Regions from separate parts of the Homo sapiens genome. Here all the other regions are linked to region 4. Evidence: chromatin loops called from intact Hi-C (ENCODE). Cell type or tissue: Calu3. All regions are shown on one strand. Links, peaks and the distances in the headings refer to the core of each region. The heading gives the core; the rest is flanking DNA.

Region 1 (5,401 bases), core at 90-5,089, 450 kb after region 4:
GAAAGAAGTAAAAGTGGCTGCTACTAATATCATGTATCATCATCACTCCACTGATGTACTTAGTGCCAGGATAAGACGGTGTCCAAGAGCCTAATTATCTGGAATGGCATAGTTAGATTCAAGTCCCAGCTCCACATCTTCCTAGTTGTGTGGCTTGGGCAAGTTATTTAACCTCTTTCTCTGTGTCTCAGTTTCCCCATCTGTAAAATGGAGATGCCCTCAGTAACTCTCTCCCACCCAAGTAGCTGGGACTACAGGTTGTTGATAGGATTATACGACATGGCTGAGCAACGTGCTTCGCCCAGTGCCTGGTGGTTACTATCAGTAAGAGGTGTCCGTCCCTTGGTTTTGTTGGTAGTGGTAAAGCAGATGGAACCCAACCAGACAGCGAGGCTGCTCAGGAGCTGCGACTGCATCTTGCACAGGCTTTTGTGCCCCACGATGGCTAGCACTGTGCTGGGTTCACAGCAAGGGCTCAGTAAGCGTCAGCCACTGGCCCTCCTCCCTTCCCTCACCCTTCTAACTTATGCCTCTCCTGCCTTCTCCAGGGCTACCTGGAATGCCTCCAGCCCACTGCTCCCTCCCTTCTCTAAACTCTGATCACAAGAAAGATTCTGACCCCACAGTGCTGGGGCAACAGGCAAATGAAAAGCAGGTCTTCTCCAAGACCTTAAGGCTAAACTAGTCCCAACCTGTGCCCTAAAGCCACTGAAAGATAAGACTATGAGAACTACCAGTGCTGAAGCATCTCCTTCCTCTCCCCACTGGTATGGTGGGTGTTTCTTATGTTCCAATGTCTCATAGTCTTAAACTGTATCTTTCCAACATCTGACTTAATGTGTTAGAACCTGCCAGACAGATGGACCCAGGGTACAAATCCAGCCTCCTCCATGCACTGCCTTAGGGACTAGAGGCGGGTGCTCAAATTCTTTTTTTTTTTTTTAGAAGGAGAGACAGGGTCTCGCTCTGTCGCCCAGCCTAGAGTGCAGTAGCGAGATCATAGCTCACCGCAGCCACCAACTCCTGGGCTCAAGTCATCTTCCCGCCTCAGCCTCCCAAGTAGCTGGGACTACAGGTGCATGCCTCCATGTCCAGCTAATTTGTATTTTATTTTATTTTATTTTATTTATTTATTTTTTGAGATGGAGTCTCACTCTGTCACCCAGGCTGGAGTGCGGTGGCACAATCTCAGCTCACTGCAACTTCTGCCTCCCGGGTTCAAGCGATTCTCCTGCCTCAGCCTCCTGAGCAGTTGGGACTGCAGACACGCACCACCACGCCCAGCTAATTTTTTTTTTGTATTTTTAGTAGAGATGAGGTTTCACTATGTTGACCAGGCTGGTCTCGAACGCCTGACCTTGTGATCCACCCACCTCAGACTCCCCAAGTGCTGGGATTACAGGCATGAGCCACCGCACCCTGCCTACCCAGCTAATTTTTAAGACTTTTTTTCTCACTGTGTTGCTGAGGCTGGTCTCAAACTTGTGGCCTCAACTGATGATCCTGCTTCAGCCTCCTGAGTAACTGGGACCATAGCCACATGCTACCACACCAGGCTCAGATTTTTCAAGGCTCTGTTTTCTCCTTTGTAAAATGAGAAAAACAAAATGACTGCCCCCACTGGGTGGTTTTGGGGCCTAAACACACTGACCTTGCATGATGTCCTTCAGATACTCCTGGGATCTAAATTTCCATGCACTTAGAAAGAAACCAAGCCCACCATGGGGCTCACAAAGCCTAACTGGCTGTCCCTGCCTTTCCTCCAGCGTCACCCACCCCTCCCCATCCCGAGGCTCCAGTCACACCCACTGGCTGTCAGTTCCTGTCACTCACAAGCCTGCTGCTTCACTCTTCCCTCTGGCCTCTGCCTCTGCCGCTCCCTCTGCCTGGTATACTCTTCCCTGGAATTTTCAGCAAGCTGGCTCCCTCCTGCTGGTCCCTGAGGTCTCAACTAAATGCCATTATCCCTGCTAATCACACTCAGCCCACTGGCCACCCTCTATCACATCATGCCGCTTTATTTTATTTCCTTGATAGTGTTCCTTGTTTTCTCAAAGTGTTTTGTTTGCTTCCTCTTCATCTCCCATCATTAGAAAGAAGGCAGAGGCCATGAGCACAGGGGCCTTGCCTGTAAGCAGTGCCCAGCACATGGGAGGCCCCCAACAAATACTTGTTGGAGGAGTGGGAAAGGCAGGATTCAAACCCAGGCCTGACTCCAAAGCCCATGCAAAACCTTTGTAATCATAGACCACATTGGCCTAAAATTAGCAGAGACGTGCAGCAAGCCATCCAGAAAAGCAACACAGAGGCTAATGACTAGGAAGCTCCCCAGAGACATGCCTTCACCTTCCAGGTGGTAGAGGACAAAGGCAAAGCAGGGAAGAAAGAAAGGCTCTGGGTCACTTTACACAAATGGCTCAAGCCAGAAGCTCATGCTGCACCAGGCCAGGACATGCAGGTAGGTGCAGGTCACCAATGAAAGAGGATTCCAGCCCTGGCGGGACTGACACCCGAGCTTCATGACTGGTAAGATGCCATGGCCAACGCGGGGCTGGAGGTTCACATCACCCCTGGCACATCCACCTGTGGTGGTCTGCGCAGGAGCCAAGCGCAGGTAAGGCCTGCCATCTAGTGGAAAAGACACATTCTTCCCGTCTCACTGCGATCCTCTGCAGCAGGGCTGCTCGAATGTTACAGTGCATCCCCAGGGGATGTTGTTAAATTGCAGATTCTGATTCAGCAGGCCTGGAGGGGAAGCTGAGATCCCGAATTGCTAACGAGCTCCCAGGTAATGCCGATGGGATGCAGCTGGTCCCCAGACCACACCCAGAGCAGCCAGGGCCCACAGTGATTTCTGGAAAAAAAAATTAGCTTCAACTGAAACTGAGGGTTGGGAAGCCACAGCCCATGGGAAACAGGATTGAAGTTTAAGTCAAAGAACTCAGACTTGGAGGTGGGGTGGGCCTGGGAGGGCAGGGGGCAGTTTAGCGTAGACCTGCCAGGCGAGAGGCACAGAGAAGAGGAGGTGGTTCCCAGAACATATGCGACTCAGCAAGGATGATGCCAGCGACCTTGCTGAAAGAAGGCAAAAAACATCAAACACCATGAAACTCGGAGAACAGGCCCAGCTCACAAGGCAGATGCTACACAAGATGGAAGCTAGTGACAATAAAAACTCAAAAATACCCAGACAGGGCCTGGGCCCAGCTCTGCTCAAGCTGAGAACCACCCAACAACCCTCCTCAAGCAACCAACACCCCATCATTTGGGGCATTATCCATTCATTTTTTTTTTCTGCTATTGTTGTTGAGACAATTTATTTCTGTTCATTTTTCCTATTTGGAGATTTTTCTGTTTTTATTTTTCAAAAATTGCGGAAATGATATGTATTGCAATCAACCTGTGAAACGTAATGAAAACTACAGAGACACAACACAATCCCCCTCACCGCCACAGCCTCTTCACTCCCAATCCTGCTGCGATCCCAGTGTTTACAACCTGGTTGGTATCCTTCCACACCTTTCTTCACACACAGGTTATAAAATATACAGACAAAACTTCACACATAGGAGGTGTCTGTTGCTGTTGCTTATTTCTTCAAAATGAGATCATACTAAATATATTTTTACGCAACCTAACCCTTTCACTTAACCATAGATGTTCCTCTAGTTCAAGGACTGCCAAATGTTTTCAGTAAAGGCCAGAGAACAAATATTTTACATTTTGCAGATTGTACAAGCTTTGTCACAACTACGCAGTGAACTCTGCCATTGTATCACAAGAGCAGCCATAGATAATATATAAATGAATGGATGTGGCTGTGTTCCAATAAAACTTTATTTATAAAAACAGGCAGCAGGCCAGTTTGGCAACCTCTGCTTTACACCAATATCTGTAGCTCTAACCCATTGGTGTTTTGTTTTTAGTTATTTAGAATTTTTATCACAAACTTTTAAATAATAAAAGTATAGGAAGTATAATATACCTATAGAAAAGTGTATAAATCATAATCTTACAGCTTGAATTCTCACAAAGGAAATTCACCTGTGTAACCAGTTCCCATGTCAAAAATTATACTCATTTTCTCATTTTAATTCAGTCTTTTCTTTTCTTTTTTTTGAGACAGAGTCTTACTCTATCACCCAGGCTGTAGTGCATGAATGACCTGATCTCTGTTCACTGCAAACTCCACCTGCAGGGTTCAAGTGATTCTCGTGTCTCACCCTCCAGAGCAGGTGGGATTACAGGCATGCACCACCATACCCAGCTAATTTTTTGGATTTTTTTTAGTAGAGACGGGGTTTCACCATGTTGGCCAGACTGGTTTGGAACTCCTGGCCTCAAGTGATCCACCCTCCTCAGCCTCCCAAAGTGCTGGGATTACAGGTGTGAGCCACCGCGCCTGGCCTAATTCAATGCTTTCAACAACTACCTAGTATCACATAAAATGGGTACCCCTTCATTAGGCTGATGTTTTCTTTGCATCTCAAAGAAAACATCAATAAACATGCTTGTTCTAGATTTTATTTCTTTGCACGCTGGTGTTTCATTTTAAGAGAATAGATTCCCTAAAGGAAAACGTGAGAGTCAAAATGTTCATATGTATACATATTTTAATAGACATTGCTGGACCACTGTCCCCAAAGGCAGTCACAAGTCACAGCCCTGCAGGTCCCAGCAGTGCCCACTTCAATGCAATTCCCTAGACATTTGGGAGCAATGACCGCGCCCAGCACATCCTGAAGGCCTCAGACGCTGGCCTGGCCTTGATAATTCTCATGAGACTTAAATGACCAGGGAAGAAGAGAAGGAACACTGAATAGCAAGACGTCAGCTTCCCTACATCTCCTTAGGTCCAGTATCCCAAAACTTCAGTGCCTGAGACACTCACCTCAACCTAACAAGCTGATAGGCTTTGAAGGAAGGATGGGCAAGAGACCCTTCCCCTGGCCTCATGGGGTGTGCAGACAACTATCAGTAATACACTGAGAAAGATGATAGATGTTCCATAGACAGATATGATTTAACTGAACTTCTTCATTACAACAATACTAAAAAAAAAGCAAAATAAAGCAGGTGTATTGAGTTTTTAAAGGCATTTTGCTCTTCAATGAATACATAACAAAAAATTGTAAACAAGAATTTCCAATTTTCAAAGTTTCTACTTTACTGCATTATAACTCCTCAAAAAACAAACAAAAAAAATTGAACAACTATTAAGTTTCATGTCATCTAAGGGATTTTAGGTATAATAGACATCCCAATAGCCAGAGCTCATGAGTATGAGTGCAGTGTGTGGGGACATAAAGGCATTTCTCTGGTTCATACCTTCCCTTGGATCCTCAACAGCAGCTGTGACATCAAAAAAGAGAATTAATTTGATAAGGGTTAGAATGACAGT
Region 2 (5,401 bases), core at 73-5,072, 430 kb after region 4:
TGTAATCCCAGCAATTTGAGAGGTCAAGGAGGGAGGATCACTTGAGGCCAGGAATTTGAGATTAGCCTGGGCAACATAGCAAGACTTTGTCTCTACAAAAACAATTTTCACGATTAGCCAGACATGGTGGCATGCGCCTGTAGTCCCAGTAACTCAAGGGGCTGAGGCGGGAGGATCACTTGAGCCCAGGAGTCTGAGGCTGCAATGAGCCAACATTGTACCACCGTACTCCAGCCTGGGAGACAGAGCAAGATCCTGTTTCTAAGAAATAAATAAAAATGGCAAAAATGTTTAAGGCAGGTAGGATTCAAACAGGTGGGCAATGGGAGGCCATCTTTAGGAGAGGTTCTTACAAATACAACAGTTCTAATCCTGACCTTAATCACAGGGCTGATAGTCAAAATATTTAGCAAGCGGTTTATCCATCAGATTGGAGACAGCCAAAGCCCTGGGGTAGATGTGAAGGCTCCCACTGAACTAGACATTCACCTTTTCATTATCAGATCACATCCAAGGGCTCTTGGAGAAGAAACTAACAAGGCCAGAGAGGCAGAGGACATCTGGTGGTATTTCTTAGTTGCCAGCTGGCATAGAGATATTTTGATGTTTTGATAATCATCTCTGATCAAGATGACTGAGCACTGCATAAATACTTCCTCTTTACAGTAAGGTATACTTGAGCTACTGAATAGTTTCATTTTTAAACAGCCTTAAAAAGAGAGAGAGAGTTAGGCCAGGTGCGTGGCGCACACATGTAATCCCAGTGCTTTGGGAGGCTGAGGCGGGTGGATCACCTCAGGTCAGGAGGTCGATATCAGCCTGGCCAACATGGTGAAACCCCGTCTCTACTAAAAATACAAAAATTAGCTCGGTCTGGTGGCACAGGCCTGTAATCCCAGCTACTTGGGAGGCTGAGGCAGGAGAATTGCTTGAACCCAGGAGGCAGAGGTTGCAGTGAGCAGAGATCATGCCATTGCACTCCAGCCTGGGTGACAAGAGGGAAACTCCATCTCAAAAAAAAAAGAGAGAGAGAGAGAAAGAGAGAGTTAAAGAAAGCAGATTGGCTGGTTGTGGTGGCTTACACCTGTAATCCCAACTCTTTGGGAAGCTGAGGTGGGAGGATCACTTGAGGCCAGGAGTTGGAGACCCCCATCTTTATAAAAAATAAAAATAATAATTATCTGAGCATGGTGGTGCATGCCTACAGTCCCAGCTACTTAGGAGGCTGATGTGGGAGGATTGCTTGAGCTCAGGAGTTCCAGGCTGCAGTGAGCTATGATCGTACCACTGCACTCCAGCCTGGGTGACAGAGAAACACCCTGTCTCAAAAAAATTAAAAACAAAAGCAGATTGATGGTTGCCAGGGGCTGGGAGAAGGCAGGGATGGGTAGTCACTGCTTAATCAGTATGGGGCTTTATTTTGGAATGATGGAAATGTTTTGGAACTAAATAGCAGTGGTGGTTGCACAACACTGTGCATGTACTAAATGCCGCTGAACTGTTCACTCTAAAACAGATCATTTTAAGTCATGTGAATTTCACCTCAGCAAATTTTTAAAAACAAAAGGCGGGGGTGGGGTGGGGGTTAAACTCTATCCAAATTGCAATCAGCCCATAAACAAGTAGCAAACTGAATTGGGCACCCTCATGATAATAATAACATCCTTGCTGAGATCCTGGAGCAGGGCCCAGTGATGCCGACGACCCCTCCAGAATGTGTCCACTGTGATCATTAACTCCACAAAGGCTTGGGCATGGTTACTGCAACTCAACGCCCTCTTCGGCCCCCACCATAACTTTCAGCCTTTCCTGCACCATCTCCTTATATGGTGTAGGCCAGACTCCAGCTAGCCTTGGCTGCCGGCTGTTCCCTGTAAGATCCTGCCTCCATAGGAGGAGACAGATGGGATCTAGTGTCCAGGACCACATCCCACAGCTACTGCCCAGAGACATGTGCAGAGCGGACAAGCCAGGCAGGTACTCACTCTCTTTACTACCCTAGGACCTTTACCCCCAATCACAAGTAGAACCACTGGCCCTGTTGAGTTGAGCTAGACTAGCATTCTCAATTCTGGATCCACATTAAAATTGGTGGAAATTGGAAGGTTGGACGGGCTCCTCTTATTCCTTTTCCCCAGTCCTGTTTGTCTTTTTTTTTTTTTTTTTTTTTTTTTTAGACAGGGTCTCACCATGTTACCCAGGCTAGTCTCAAACTCCTGAGCTCAAGCGATCCACCCGCCTTGGCCTCTCAAAGTGCTAGGATTACAGACGTCAGCCATCGTGCCCGGCCATGTTTTGTTTTCAAGGCAATGCAGAGAAGAGGTAGCTCAGGCTCCTCTTACCATACCAGATATGCAGAGTTCTGAGAGGTCTGAAGGCAGAGTAAGTCTCAAATGGAAAGCCAAGAGAGAATGCTTAGGGTATATCATGAAGACGAGGTCATTAAGCTCCTCCCCTATCTCTGAAAGCCCCAAGAGCAGCATCCAAGTCCTTAACTCACATCCTCACATCAGCCCTGGAGTGGAGGGGGGCTTTGAGCTCCCTCTTCAGGTCACAGTGTGTACTAACTACCCTTTGTCCAGATGGTTCCCTCCCTTGCCTTTGGCCCAAAGCTCATTCATCCTTCTAGTTAGATCTATAAGGCCACCTCTTCCCAGAAGCCTTTCCTGACTTCATCTGACCCATCACAGGATTTCTTCCTTTCTTATCTTCAGTGACACAGTATACTTTAGAGAGATATGTACTTGCTTTACTTGTTCTGCTATATTAAATAGAGCTCCTTAAGGGAAGGGACTATGACTTCCTAATTTTTCTGGCCAAGGGCTTGGCCTCAGGATCAAACAGACCTGAGTTTGAGTTCAAAGTGATACCACTTCCTGGCTGCGGAGGCTTGGAGGATTACTTAACCTCTCTGAGCCTCAGTTTCCTCATCTGTAATATGAGAATAGCAACAGTGTTCCCTCATAAGATGGCTGAGAGGGCTGAGGAGCTATATACTTCATGCTATTATATGCGTTGTAATGACTGCAACCTATTTTACACTCAACAACTCCTAGTCATTATTATTATTCTGTTCTATTAGGTGCCTGGGATACTATTTTCTATATATTTCATATATACTTAATAAATGATTTTTAAATGTCATTAAATTCCCTGGTTTCAAGGCCGGGCGCAACGGCTCATGCCTGTAATTCCAGCATTTTGGGAGGCTGAGGCAGGCGAATCACTTGAGGTCAGGAGTTTGAGACCAGCCTGGCCAAGATGGCAAAAATCCGTCGCTACTGAAAATACAAAGATTAGCCAAGAGTGATGGCACATGCCTGTAATCCCAGCTACTTGGGAGACTGAGGCACAAGAATCGCTTGAACCCAGGAGGCAGAGGTTGCAGTGAGCCAAGATCGTGCCACTGCACTCCAGCCTGGACGACAGAGCAAGACCTTGTCTCAAAAAAAAAAAAAAAAAAATCCCCTGGTTTCCTGCAAGATGAAAAGCTTACCATCACAGGGCCCCAATCCCAGTGTAAGTTAACGTCCCTTCCCTGGTTGCCCAGGACACCTTGCACTCGTGTCTGGCACAGCAGTCCTAACACTTTGCTGTAATTATCCATTTATTTGTCGTATTGACAGTGGTGACGCCATAGCCCAGCACAGTGTGAGCCACACACTGAAGGAAGGAAGGAATGGCCATGAATCACGTCATCTCGGGAGTACCCGTTGGGAATGGAGAAGAATCTTAAGACCTCCAGCCCAGAGAGAATATACAGGTTTTGTGATTTGTTCTAGGCTCTGATGATGTCATGACAATAACAATGACAACTTTTATTGAGCACATACTATATGCCAGGCACTGTTTTGTTTTGTTTGTTTTGTTTTGATACAAAGTCTTGCTTTGTTACTCAGGCTGGAGTACAGTAGTGCAATCACGACTCACTGCAGCCTCAACCTTTGGGGTTCAAGTGATCCTCCCACCTCAGCCTCCCAAGTAGCTGGGACTACAGGTGTACGACCATGCCTGACTACTTCTTAAAATTTTTTGTAGAAATGGGGTCTCACTATGTTGCAGGCTGAAATCAAACTCCTGGGCTCAAGCAATCTTCCCACCATGGCCTCCCAAAGAGGTGGGATTACAGGCATGAGCCACCACGCTCAGACCCAGGCACTGTTTTAAGCACTCTATACACAGCACAGCACTGCTCGTCCCCAGTGCTCAGCCTCTTCCGGGCCAAACTTCAACGTCTCACTCTGGGAGGCAGGAATCCAGCAGCTGAAAGAAGTCAGTCTTACATGATTTAAAAACAGGCTGTTCTGAGGCCATCTGCTTCATTTGCCCCAGGACATGGGGACTGGACCAAACTGTCCTCTAACACGGCACCTCCTGCATTTCATGTACCCTTATCTGATCTAAAGCCACTTTCTATACCAAATTAGTCAAGTGTGATGGTGAGGAGCTTAAACCCAGAGATCCTGGCAGATCAGCTCTGCCATAGAGCAGCTTTGTGACCTGAAAGTTACCTAACTTCTCGGTAACTCAGTCTCCTTGTTTAAAAAATGGGGCTAATGATAAGGATGTTGGCTCATAGGAATGTTACAATCATTATAAATTAATAGAATGTCTGGCATATGGTAAACATTCACTATGTGCTACTTTGTTATTATTGGCTCTTATTTTATATCGCTGTCTCCATAGTGTTCTAGCAGAATGCTTAGCAACCTTTACTTCACTATCTTCACTCCCCAAAGTTCTCAGGGTCCCCTACCAGGATCTGAAAGAAATGAGGATTCCTCACTCTATCACTGATGCTCACAACACCCTTCTTTAAAAATAATTTTCTGAACCAAACAAATATTACCTTAGATCTTATCCCAAAATTAAATAAATGCTTTCATTTGTATATTCACCTTCTGGTCTTTTTCCATGTTAACATTCAATTTTTACATAATTATACCACTCTAAATCTATTTTGTATTTTATATTTTTATTTAATATCATACCACTTGGGGCAATGATAAAGTAGCTCTCCCACTGAGAGCAACTATAAAAGCCAGATAAAAAATATTTTTCAAGAAACTGGAATTTTGAAGGAATTAGAATTAAGATAAGTCCAATATTCTGTGTGTGGTTTTTTTTTTTTTTTCCTTTGGGCCATAAATCAATTCTCAACACAGGGCAAAGGACTAAGAAGCTAGACAGAGGGCACCTGCTAAGAAGGAGGGAGGCCACCAGAGCTTGAAGCTTATTCTTGGGGCTAGGAATCAAAGCTTCCAGGGAAGGCAGGACTTGAGGGGCCAAATCATAGTGGGAGGGGAAGAGCAGAGAAGTGAACTCAACGCTAGGCATTGATTTTTCTCTTGAGTCTCTACCAATCACACTGCAGAGGTTGAGACACAAAACAGAAATCAGC
Region 3 (5,401 bases), core at 84-5,083, 89 kb after region 4:
ACCACCATGCCTGGCTAATTTTGTATTTTCAGTAGAGATGGGGTTTCTCCATGTTGGTCAGGCTGGTCTCAAACTCTCGACCTCAGGTGATCCACCTGCCTCGGCCTCCCAAAGTGCTGGGATTACGGGCATGAGCCACGGAGCCCGGGCCGAGACTCTGTCTTTAAAAAAAAAAAAAAGAATGTTTCCTTGACACTAGCCCCAAAAGCTGCTGAAAAAGTCAAAAGGATGTGTATAAATTAACTCCAAGGCCACAGTCTTCCTGGACCCAGGATCCTCCCTGAATTCATAACCATCTCAATGGTGCTCAGTTACAGTGTCCACTTAGGCCCTACAGAGAGGGTTTAATATAATAATGGAGGTTCAAACCACACAACACTTGAGACATAAAATTCCTTAGACATGGCACTACTCACTTTTACACTATGAATTTCTTTTATCAGTTTAATCCTTTGTTCCTCCAGAGCAATTAAAGCTCTCTTTTTACTTTTGTATTTTAAATACAATGGGAGGTGGGGGTGAGGTGGGGCAACCCTCCAGGTGTATTCACTGGCTGGAACTTGGGTTCTTTCTTCCATCCTCAGAGCAGAGATTCTCAGCCCAGACTGCACATTAAAACCACCTAGAAGGCTGGGCGCCGTGGCTCCCGCCTGTAATCCCAGCTCTCTGGGAGGCCGAGGAGGGTGATCACCTAAGCTTGGGAGTTTGAGACCAACCTGACCAACATGGAGAAGCCCCATCTCTACTAAAAACACAAAATTAGCTGGGCGTGGTGGCGCATGCCTGTAATCTCAGCTACTCGGGAGGCTGAGGCAGGAGAATTACTTGAACCCGGGAGGCAGAGGTTGCGGTGAGCCGAGATCGCACCATTGCACTCCAGCCTGGGCAACAAGAGCGAAACTCCATTTCAAAAAACAAACAAACAAAAACAAACAAACAAACAAACAAAAAAACCCAAAAAAGCCACCTGGGGGCTTGGAAAAAAAAAATCACCAGGCTCTATCCCTAAAGATTCAGGTTTCATTGGCCTGGGGTCTCTTGGGTATGGAATAATTTTAGTGAGTGTTCCTTCCACGTCACCTGGAGATTTTACTCTATATCGCTTGTAGAGTAAAATCCCCCTCCTTTGCCTGTTTATTGATGTTAAACACACTCTTGGGGTCCCTAACTTCATGGCCATCACCTAGGCTTTAGAAACATCCCAATCTGGGTGAGAAGTGGCATGTAAGGAGGAGCATGGGTATTGAAGACTAATACCATTTGCCCACCCCCAGACCCGCACCCTGGCTCCTCATCTGCTTCCGGGTGAGCCTGCCTCAGTCCTACAGTTAAGCGAAACTTGAAGCCTCCCAGTGTGTGACTGAGTTCCTTCCCAGTGCTGGGATCTGTCCAGTGGTGTGCTGGGGCTGGCTTATAGGGATGATTGTTAAATTTCCAGGGTTTTTGAAAGCTGGCTATTAAACACAGCCATTATTAAAAATCAAATTTTATAAACTTATAATTAACTAAATTATATTTTGAAAGGTAATAAATAATTGAATTGCTTCCTAATAATTTTGTTGTACTATTATCTATACTTTTTTTTTTTTTGAGATGGAGTTTTGTTCCTATTGCCCAGACTGGAGTGCAGTGGCACTATCTCAGCTCACCTCAACCTCTGCCTCCCGGGTTCAAGCGATTCTCTTGCCTCAGCCTCCTGAGTAGCTGGGATTACAGGCATGCACCATCACTCCCAGCTAACTTTGTGTTTTTAGTAGAGAAAGGGTTTATCCATGTTGGTCAGGCTGGTCTTGAACTCTCAACCTCAGGTGATCCACCTGCTCAGCCTCCCAAAATGCTGGGATTACAGGTGTAAGCCACCACACCCAGCCTATTAACTATACTCTTGAAGTCCATAAATACATACATATAAAGATGTCTATGTATCTCTCTCTATAACATATATGATATATTTAGTATATATCTACATAAATTTTGTGGCAATACTATATAATGGGGTGCTACTGAGCATCTGTTCCCAACTTGCAGGTCACCATTCAGTGACAACATATTGGTGTAGCTTAAAATCAGCCACAGTTGAATATTTACACCATGGTAATCAGATAACACTTTGAGTCTCAATCAAAGCAAGAACTGATTGACCATTTCTCTCTTTTTTTATTAGATGTCTAGACTTTAGAAAGTGATAGAGAAAACTTTAATAATGCAGAAGAAATGTCAATGTGTGTTTTGTCTGTAGTGGTTATGTTGTGAATGGCAGAAAGCATTGTCAAATCATGACTGAATTGTAATCATATTAACTACATATACAAGAGTTCAGCAAAATTCAACAAAAGCATTCTGTAAGAATTCAGCGGCTATGCGTAATTTAAGATGAAGAGCATTTTCATGCTTTATAGTTATTTTTAAAGTGTGTGATACACATTCTTTTCTTTTTTTTTTTTTTTGAGACAGGGTCTTGCTCTGTTGCCCAGGCTGGCATGCGGTGGCACCATTACGGCTCACTGAAGACTCCAACCCCTGGCTCAAGGGATCCTCCCACCTCAGCCTCCCAAGTAGCTGGGAGTACAGGCATGCAACATGACACTTGGCCAATTTTTAAATTTTTGGTGGGGATGGGTTCTCCCTATGTTGCCGAGGCTTGTCTTAAACTCCTGGCCTCAAGTAATCTTCCTGCTTCAGCCTCCCAAAGTTCTGTGATTACAGGCATGAGCCACTGTGCCTGCCTTGCTACACATTCTTGATATCAATACAGTTCGTAATAAACATACATATGTAACTACATGCGTGCCTTTTTCCCCCTCAGAGACACCTGTTAAACATTTTCTAGCACCACTGACTCTGGCTGCCCAAGAAGGCTTTGGCCAAAAGGAGTGCTGCGCAGTAATGCCACCTCAACTTCCTGTCAAGCTGAGATTCCCACTTTGCGAAGGTCCTCTCCTATGGCGGGAACTGTGCTTCTTCCACCTGGGACTTTGCCCCAAAGTGCAGTTATTAATAGTTTGTTATAGAGAGACATCCTCCCAGGAGCTGGCCACCCAGAATTCCTGCCTCCTGTGCACACTCATTTCTCTGTGCCAAATCACCCAATGTGAGATGCATCTTGGTGCAGGAAAGAAACAGGTAATGATGACTGGCATCCTGCGCCCCTGAGTCCTCAGCCTCCTGCTCTCTGCTGGATGTCAAGAGAATTGCATTAGAGAGATGTTCACTCCAAGCAAAGCATTCTCTAAGAAATGTTTCATTACGTCGGGCCTCCAACGATCTCCTTTAGAACCACCCAGGCAACATGTACATTACTGGACCTTACCCAGGGAGAGTCTGCAATTTTAACTGCCCCATTCATTCACTTATTGAGTGCCTGCTGTTTGTCAGGCACTGTTCTAGGCTCTGGATGTGCCAGGGAACAAAACAGACAATGATCCCTGATATGGTTTGGATCTGTGTCCCTGCCCAAATCTCATGTCAAATTGTAATCCCCAATGTTGGAATTGGGGCCTGGTGGAAAGTGATGGATCATCGTTGCCACCCTGCTTTGGCATTGTTGTGGCAAATAGTGAGTGATTAAGTTATCACGAGATCTGGTTGTTTAAAAGTGTGTAGCACCTCCCTCCTCTCTCCTCTTTCTCCTGCTCCAGTCATATGAGACATGCCTGCTTCCCCTTTGCCTTCTGCCATGATTGAAAGTTTCCTGCCAGGCGCGGTGGCTCATGCCTGTAATCTCAGCACTTTGGGAGGCCGAGGCGGGCGGATCACGAGGTCAGGAGATTGAGACCATCCTGGCTAACACGGTGAAACCCCATCTCTACTAAAAATACAAAAAATTAGCCAGGTGTGCTCGTGGGCGCCTGTAGTCCCAGCTACTTGGGAGGCTGAGGCAGAAGAATGGCGTGAACTCAGGAGGCAGGGCTTGCAGTGAGCCGAGATTGTGCCACTGCACTCCAGTCTGGGCGACAGAGCGAGACTCTGTCTCAAAAAAAAAAAAAAAAAGGAAAGTTTCCTGAGGCCTCCCCAGAAGCCGCTATGCTTCCTGTACAGCCTGCAGAACTGTGAGCCACTGAAATCTCTTTCCTTTTTAAGTTACCCACTCTCAGGTAGTTCTTCATAGCAGTGCGAGAATGATCTAATACAATCTCTGTTTGCACGGAGATTATAGTTAATGATGGCCAGGCGCGGTGGCTCATGCCTGTAATCCCAGCACTTTGGGAGGCCGAGGTGGGTGGATCATCTGAGGTCAGGAGTTTGAGACCAGCCTGGCCAACATGGTGAAACTCCATCTCTGCTAAAAATAGCCATGCCTAGGCCAGGCGCGGTGGTTTACGCCTGTAATCCCAGCACTTTGGGAGGCCAAAGCGGGCGGATCATGAGGTCAGGAGATTGAGACCATTCTGGCTAACATGGTGAAACCCTGTCTCTACTACAAAAAAAAATAATAAAATAAAAATTAGCCAGGCTTGGTGGTGGGCGCCTGTAGTCCCAGCTACTTGGGAGGGTGAGGCAGGAGAATGGCGTGAACCTGCGAGGTGGAGCTTGCAGTGAGCCAAGATTGCGCCACTGCACTCCAGCCTGGGTGACACAGCGAGACTCTGTCTCAAAAAAAAAAAAAAAATAGCCATGCCTGGTGGCATGCAGCTGTAATCCTAGCTACTCAGGAGACTGAGGCACAAGAATCTCTTAAACTTGGGAGGCTGAGGTTGCAGGGAGCCAAGATTATAGCCAGTAAGGAAACCCCTAATAGACAAAATATTTAAGTAAAAATATATAGTATATTAGCTAGTAATAAGCACTAGGCAGAAAAATAAAGCCAAAAATGGGGGAAAGAGGTATGAATATGACATTTGAGCATACATGTAAAGACCTAAAGGAAGTCTTTAGAGTGAGGTGACTTAGAGTCAGCCTTGCTGAATATTGTGGGGAAAAGTGCTCCTGGCAGATGGAACAGCAAATACAGCAGCCCTGACCTGGGAAGAGAAGGAAGCCAGTATGGCTGAAGAATCCTCAGAAGATTCTTTTGCACACAAAAATCGAGAACCCAGGCCAGGCACAGTGGCTTACGCCTGTAATCCCAGCAGTTTGGGAGGCCAAGGTGGGCGGATCATGAGGTCAGGAGTTCGAGACCAGCCTGGCCAAGAGACCAACCTGGCCAATATGGTGAAATCTTGTCTCTACTAAAAATACAAAAATTAGCTGGGTATGGTGGTGGGCACCTGTAATCCCAGCTACTCAGGAGGAGGAGGTGGGAGAATTGCTTGAACCTGGGAGGCGGAGGTTGCAGTGAGCTGAAGATCGCACCACTGCACTCCAGCCTGGGCCACAGAGCGAGGTTCTGACTCAAAAAAAAAAAAAAAATTGAGACCTCCAGGTGAGCAAATGCCACTAACTTTTTCATGTAGTCTATTAT
Region 4 (5,401 bases), core at 211-5,210:
GAGTTTTAATTGTCTCATGGTTCTGCAGGCTCTACAAGAAGCATGGCTGGGGAGGCCTCAGGAAACTTACAGTCATGGAAGAAGGGGAAGCAGGCACATCTTACATGGCTGGTGTAGGAGGAGGAGAGAGAGGTGGGAGGTGATACACTTTAAACAACCAGATTTCATGCTGGGTGCGGTGGCTCATGCCTATAATCCCAGCACTTTGGGAGGCCAAGGCAGGCGGATCACCTGAAGTCAGGAGTTCAAGACCAGCCTGGCCAACATGGTGAAATGTTGTCTCTACAAAAATACAGACACACACAAAAATTAGCTGGATGTAGTGGTGGATGCCTGTAATCCCTGCTACTCAGGAGGCTGAGGCAAGAGAATCGCTTGAACCCAGGAGGCAGAGGTTGCAGTGAGCTGAGATCATGCCACTGCACTCTAGCCTGGGCGACAGAGCAAGACTCCGTCTCAACAAAACAAAACAAAAAACAAAACCAAAATAAACAACCAGATCTCATGAGCACTCACGAGCAGCACCAAGGGGGAAATCCACCCCCATGATCCAATCACCTCCCACCAGGCCCGGCCTCCAACATTGGGGATTACGATTTGGCATGAGATTTGGGTGGGGACATGGACCCAAACCATTTCAGGGGCATAAATCAAGACTCCTGGGGCTGAGTATGGTGGGTCATGCCTGTAATCCCATCACTTTGGGAGGCTGAGGAGGATGGATCACTTGAGTCCAGGAGTTCGAGACCAGCCTGGAAAACATAGTGGGACACCATCTCTACAAAAAGTAAAAAAATAAAAAATTATCCAGGCATGGTGGTGCACACCTGTAGTCCCAGCTACTTGAGAGGCTAAGGTGGGAGGATGGCTTGAGCCCAAGAGGTTGAGGCTGCAGTGAGCCAAGGTGGTACCACTGCATTCCAACCTGGGTGGCAGAGGAGACCCTGACTCAAAACAACAACAACAACAACACAAAACAAAACAAAACAAAAACTCCAGTTTCCTCTTATATGGTTGTAGCAGGAAGAAGTGGGGGAGGAGGTGTGTGTGTGTGTTTAAACCTTTTTTTTTTTGGCAAGCACACATGTGCACAACCCAATATACACATCACGCTTACTTCTCTTTTCTTGGGGTAAGCTCCAGCATGACCAACCTCGGGCAGGTCTATTCTCTCTGGGCCTCATTTTCCTTATCTGCTCAATGAAGCTGATGGATACAGCGCTTTCCAAGGTACCTTTTCACAATAACATGTTCTCAACCAGTGTGCAGGTATTCCCCTCCTAGGGAGACGTTTCTTGCATCTTTCCCACACACATGGCCCTGCATGCACACACAGACACAGAGCTGCAGTGTGTGCACATCTATCCCACACTCTGTCCCTCCAAGCCTTCCTACCCTGGACTATCTGGACTAGTAAGGAATGAAACAAGAAACACAGGGTCCGGGTCATGGTGGTGAGGGTGAGGGAGGCAGAGTCCCAAAGGCCTGTTCTCACCCTTAGGAGGTTCTGGGGCAGGAGGTCTGGGTCACATTCTTGGACAGATGCTGGAGGCCAGCTCTGCCCTAGTCTATGATCGAGGCCAGGCACTCTTTGAACTGATGGATATGGGGAAGCAGTACTTTTGAGCCCTCTCTAGACCCAGCTTTACCCCTACAAGCTCTGCAAATCACTTCTTAGTATTTAACTTTTTTTTTTTTTAATTTAGAGATCAGGTGTATCAGTCCGTTCTCACACTGCTATAAAGAAATAACTGAGACTGGGTAATTCATAAAGAAAAAAGGTTTCATTGGCTCATGGTTCTGCAGGCTGTACAGGAAGCATGGCTGGGGAGGCTTCAGGAAACTTACAATCATGGCAGAAGGCGAAGGGGAAGCAGTTTCCTCTTATATGGTTGGAGCAGGAGGAAACAGGGGAAGAGGTGCTACACAATTTTAAATGAGCAGCTCTAGTGGTAAGTCACTATCATGAGAGCGGCACCCAAGAGGAAATCCCCTCCCATGATCCAATCACCTCCCACCAGGCCCCACCTCCAACATTGGGGGTTACAATTCGACATGAGATACGGGTGGGAACACAGACCCAAACCGTATTACCAGGTCCTGCTTTGTTGCCCAGGCTGGAGTGCAGTGGCATGATCATAGCTCATTGCATCCTCAAACTCTCAGATGCAGAGATCCCCCCGCCTCAGCCTCTGGAGTAGCTAGGACGACAGGCATGCACCATCACGCTCGGCTAATTCTTAGTATTTCTGAAAGCATGGGTAGCAGTGCGTGTGTGGAGGAAGGAAGGCTGTAGAGGGCTGGTGTTCCCTCGCTGTTCCTTCTCCACAGGAGAAATTGAGTTGGGTGTGTCTAATTCCAGCTTGCCAGCTGAGGGCGCTTCTGTTCCGTAATTCCACCACCCTGGCCTTGGTGAGCCGAGTACAATTTCTTATCCCAAAGATAGGCCTAGGAGCAGGTTCTTTTTCACTCAAAGTAAGGGAGGCTTCAACACAGACCATAGCCAACACAGACCAGGCATGGTGGTGGGCGCCTGTAGTCTCAGCCATCAGGAGGCTGAGTCGGGAGGATTGCTTGAGCCCGGGAGGTAGAGTCCAGTCTGGGCAACATAGGGTGACCCCATCTCTTAATAAACAAAAAACACCAGCCTGGGCAACATGGTAAAACCCTGTCTCTACTAAAAATAGAAAAATTAGCTGGGCACGGTGGTGTACGCTTGTAGTCTCAGCTGCTGGGGAGGCTGAGGCAAAAGAATCACTTGAACCCAGGAGGCAGAGAATGCAGTGAGCCGAGGTCAAGCCACTGCACTCCAGCCTGGGTAAAAAAGCCAGGCTGTCTCAAACAAAACAAAACAAAACAAAACAAAACCACCCCGAAATCAAGCAAACAGAAAACAAAAACAAAACAAAAAATACCCACAAGGTTTAGGCTGCCGCCCATCTTTCTTTGATGGTGAGGTGGAGATTGGGAGGAGAGAAAGTAATCATTTCTTGCCTATGGGGTAATAGGGAATGCAAATTCTCATCCTTTGACTTGAGTTGGGTTCCCTAGCAGGAGATCCTAAGATGGAAACCAAGAATTCTCAGGAGGAGATGAGTGAGGAAGCAGGATAAAACAGTACAGAAAGCTCACTAATGCCACAGGAAGCAAAATGACAACACAGAGCTGGTCCCCACTTAAGGCCAAGGGGCTGGCCCCATTCCCGTGGGTTATCGTCCGAGGTCTGATCCCAGGAGGTGTGGGGGCCATCATCTAGTGGTTCCTTTCTGCCCAAGGGCTGTGCATTAGTTTGGAAGGCTGCTGAAACAAAGTACCACCACCTGGATGGCTTAAACCACAGACATTTATTCTCTAATAGTTCTGGAGGCTGGAAGTCCAAGTTCAAGGTGCCAGCAGGGTTGGTTCTTTCTGAGGGCCATGAGAGAGAGTCTGTTCCATGCCTTTCCCTCAGCCTCTGGTGGTCTGCTGGCAATCTTTGGTTTCGCTTGGCTTGTAGAAGCACCACTTCAATCTGTCTTCTTTTTTGAGGCAGGGTCTTGTTCTGTCACCCAGGTTGGAGTGCACTGGCGCAATCATGGCTCACTGCAACCTCTGCCTCCCAGGCTCAAGTGATCCTCCTGCCTCAGCCTCCCGAGTAGCTGGGACTACAGGCACGTGCCACCATGCCCAGCTAGATTTTTGTGTTTTTGGTAGAGATAGGGTTTCACTATGTTGCCCAGGCTGGTCTCAAACTCCTGAGCTCAAGTAATCCACCCACCTCAGCCTCCCAAAGTGCTGGGATTACAGGTGTGAGCCACTGCGCCTGGCCCTCTACCTTCATTTTTACCTAGCAGTGTGTGTGTGTGTGTGTGTGTGTGTGTGTGTGTGTGTATCTGTCTGTCTGTGTCCAAATATCCCCTTTTTATAAGGACAGTGGTGGTCCTAGTCTGTTTGCATTACTATAAAGGAATACCCAAGGCTGGGTAATTTATGAAGACAAGAGATTAATTTGGTTCACAGTTCTGCAGGCTGTAGAGGGAGCATGGCATTAGCATCTGCTTCTGCTGAGAGCTCAGGATGCTTCTATTCATGGCAGAAGGCCAAGGGGGAGCTGGTATGTGCGGAGATTACATGGTGAGAGAAGAAGCAAGAGAGGGAGGGAGGTGCTGGGCTCTTTGTAAGAATCACTTCTCAACTTATTACTGGGAGGATGGCACCAGGTCATTCGTGAGGGATCCACCCCCATGACTCAAATACCTTCCACTAGGCCCCACCTCCAACACTGGGGATCACATTTCAACATGAGATTTGGAGGAGACAAATATCCAAACTATATCCGTGGTTATATTGGATCAGGGCCCTAAAGACCTAATGATATAATTTAAGTTAATTATCTCTTTAAAGGCCCTCTTTCCAAATAAGGTCACATTCTAAGATATTGAGGGTTAGGACTTTAACACTGGAATTTTAGGAGCATACAATTAATTCAACCCATACCACGCAGTGCTCTAGAGAGGAAACAGCTGTGAGCTATTAGCAGCCAGTGCTCTGGGCATCTGGGGATGGATGCACTGGCTGGGAAGAGGGTCCCTGTGAGGCACCAACAGCACCCACTACACCAGTGGGTGCCTCCTGGGCCAGCAACATCAGCCTCCCCTGGGAATGTGGTAGGAATGCAAAGTCTTGGGCCTTCCTCCAGACCCTACTGAATCAGAAACTCCGGGGATGGTGCCTCACAGTCTGTCGTGATTCCAATGCATACCAACGTTTCAGAACCACTGCAGTATACCACTTGGGTCACTGAACAACAAATGCTGATGGCAGAGAAAGGCAGTGAGCATTGATTCAGGAGGCTCGAGGTTCCCCAAGGAACACAGGACTGCCGCACTGCATAACTCTAGAGAGCACTATTCCAGTTGCAGTTCAGGTCAATGGTGCTCACAGAGTACAGTCTGAAGCATGCAATGGAGTACAGTTGCATGGTGTACACATGGAGTGGTGCAGCTGCCACCAAGGAGCCAGGCCTGGGCTACTCTATTAAGGGAAGTGCAGTGCTTTCTAGCAGGGCTAGAAAGTCTAATCAGGGCCAGGTGTGGTGGCTCACCCCTGTAATCCCAGTGCTTTGGGAGGCCAAGGTGGGAGATCGCTTGAGTTCAAGAGCAGCCTGGGCATCTCTACAAAAAATGAAAAAATTATCCAGGCATGGTGGTGCATGGCTCTAGTCCTAGCTACTTGGGAGGCTGAGGCAGGAGGATCACTTGAGTGCAGGAGCTCCAGGCTGCAGTGAGCTTAGGTTGCACCACTGCACTCCAGCCTGGGTGACAGAGTGAGACCCTGTCTCAAAAAATAAAAAAGTAAAAACAAAAATCCCAGAGAAGCCATGCCCATGTGTATGCCCCGATCATTTCTTGAGGCCCATCTG

The links. Peaks named below come from ENCODE experiments on the same cell type or tissue, not always from the same donor. Only the 100,000 strongest peaks of a DNase experiment are listed, where the experiment ranks them.
Region 1: a loop joins it to region 4, with 9 times the contacts of the local background. A loop is called at or near these places in 84 of 110 quality-filtered maps.
Region 2: a loop joins it to region 4, with 7 times the contacts of the local background. A loop is called at or near these places in 9 of 110 quality-filtered maps.
Region 3: it touches region 4 in a loop (12-fold over the local background); 11 of 110 quality-filtered maps call a loop at or near these places.

What each region holds. Positions count from the first base shown.
Region 1 is chr16:24,043,080-24,048,480 of GRCh38, reverse strand. All of the region lies in intron 5 of PRKCB (protein kinase C beta), which reads right to left. Among named protein-coding and RNA genes, the nearest start is that of MIR1273H, 160 kb to the left of the region's middle. In Calu3, for the core only: a CTCF peak has its summit at 2,637 (motif pointing left); a DNase peak (open chromatin) is centred at 2,620.
Region 2 is chr16:24,068,211-24,073,611 of GRCh38, reverse strand. The region is part of intron 5 of PRKCB (protein kinase C beta); the gene reads right to left. Among named protein-coding and RNA genes, the nearest start is that of MIR1273H, 130 kb to the left of the region's middle. In Calu3, for the core only: a CTCF peak has its summit at 2,506 (motif pointing left); a DNase peak (open chromatin) is centred at 2,541.
Region 3 is chr16:24,407,013-24,412,413 of GRCh38, reverse strand. No RefSeq gene overlaps it. Among named protein-coding and RNA genes, the nearest start is that of RBBP6, 130 kb to the left of the region's middle. In Calu3, for the core only: no CTCF peak of the experiment used is centred there; no DNase peak of the experiment used is centred there.
Region 4 is chr16:24,496,360-24,501,760 of GRCh38, reverse strand. No RefSeq gene overlaps it. Among named protein-coding and RNA genes, the nearest start is that of RBBP6, 41 kb to the left of the region's middle. In Calu3, for the core only: no CTCF peak of the experiment used is centred there; a DNase peak (open chromatin) is centred at 2,380.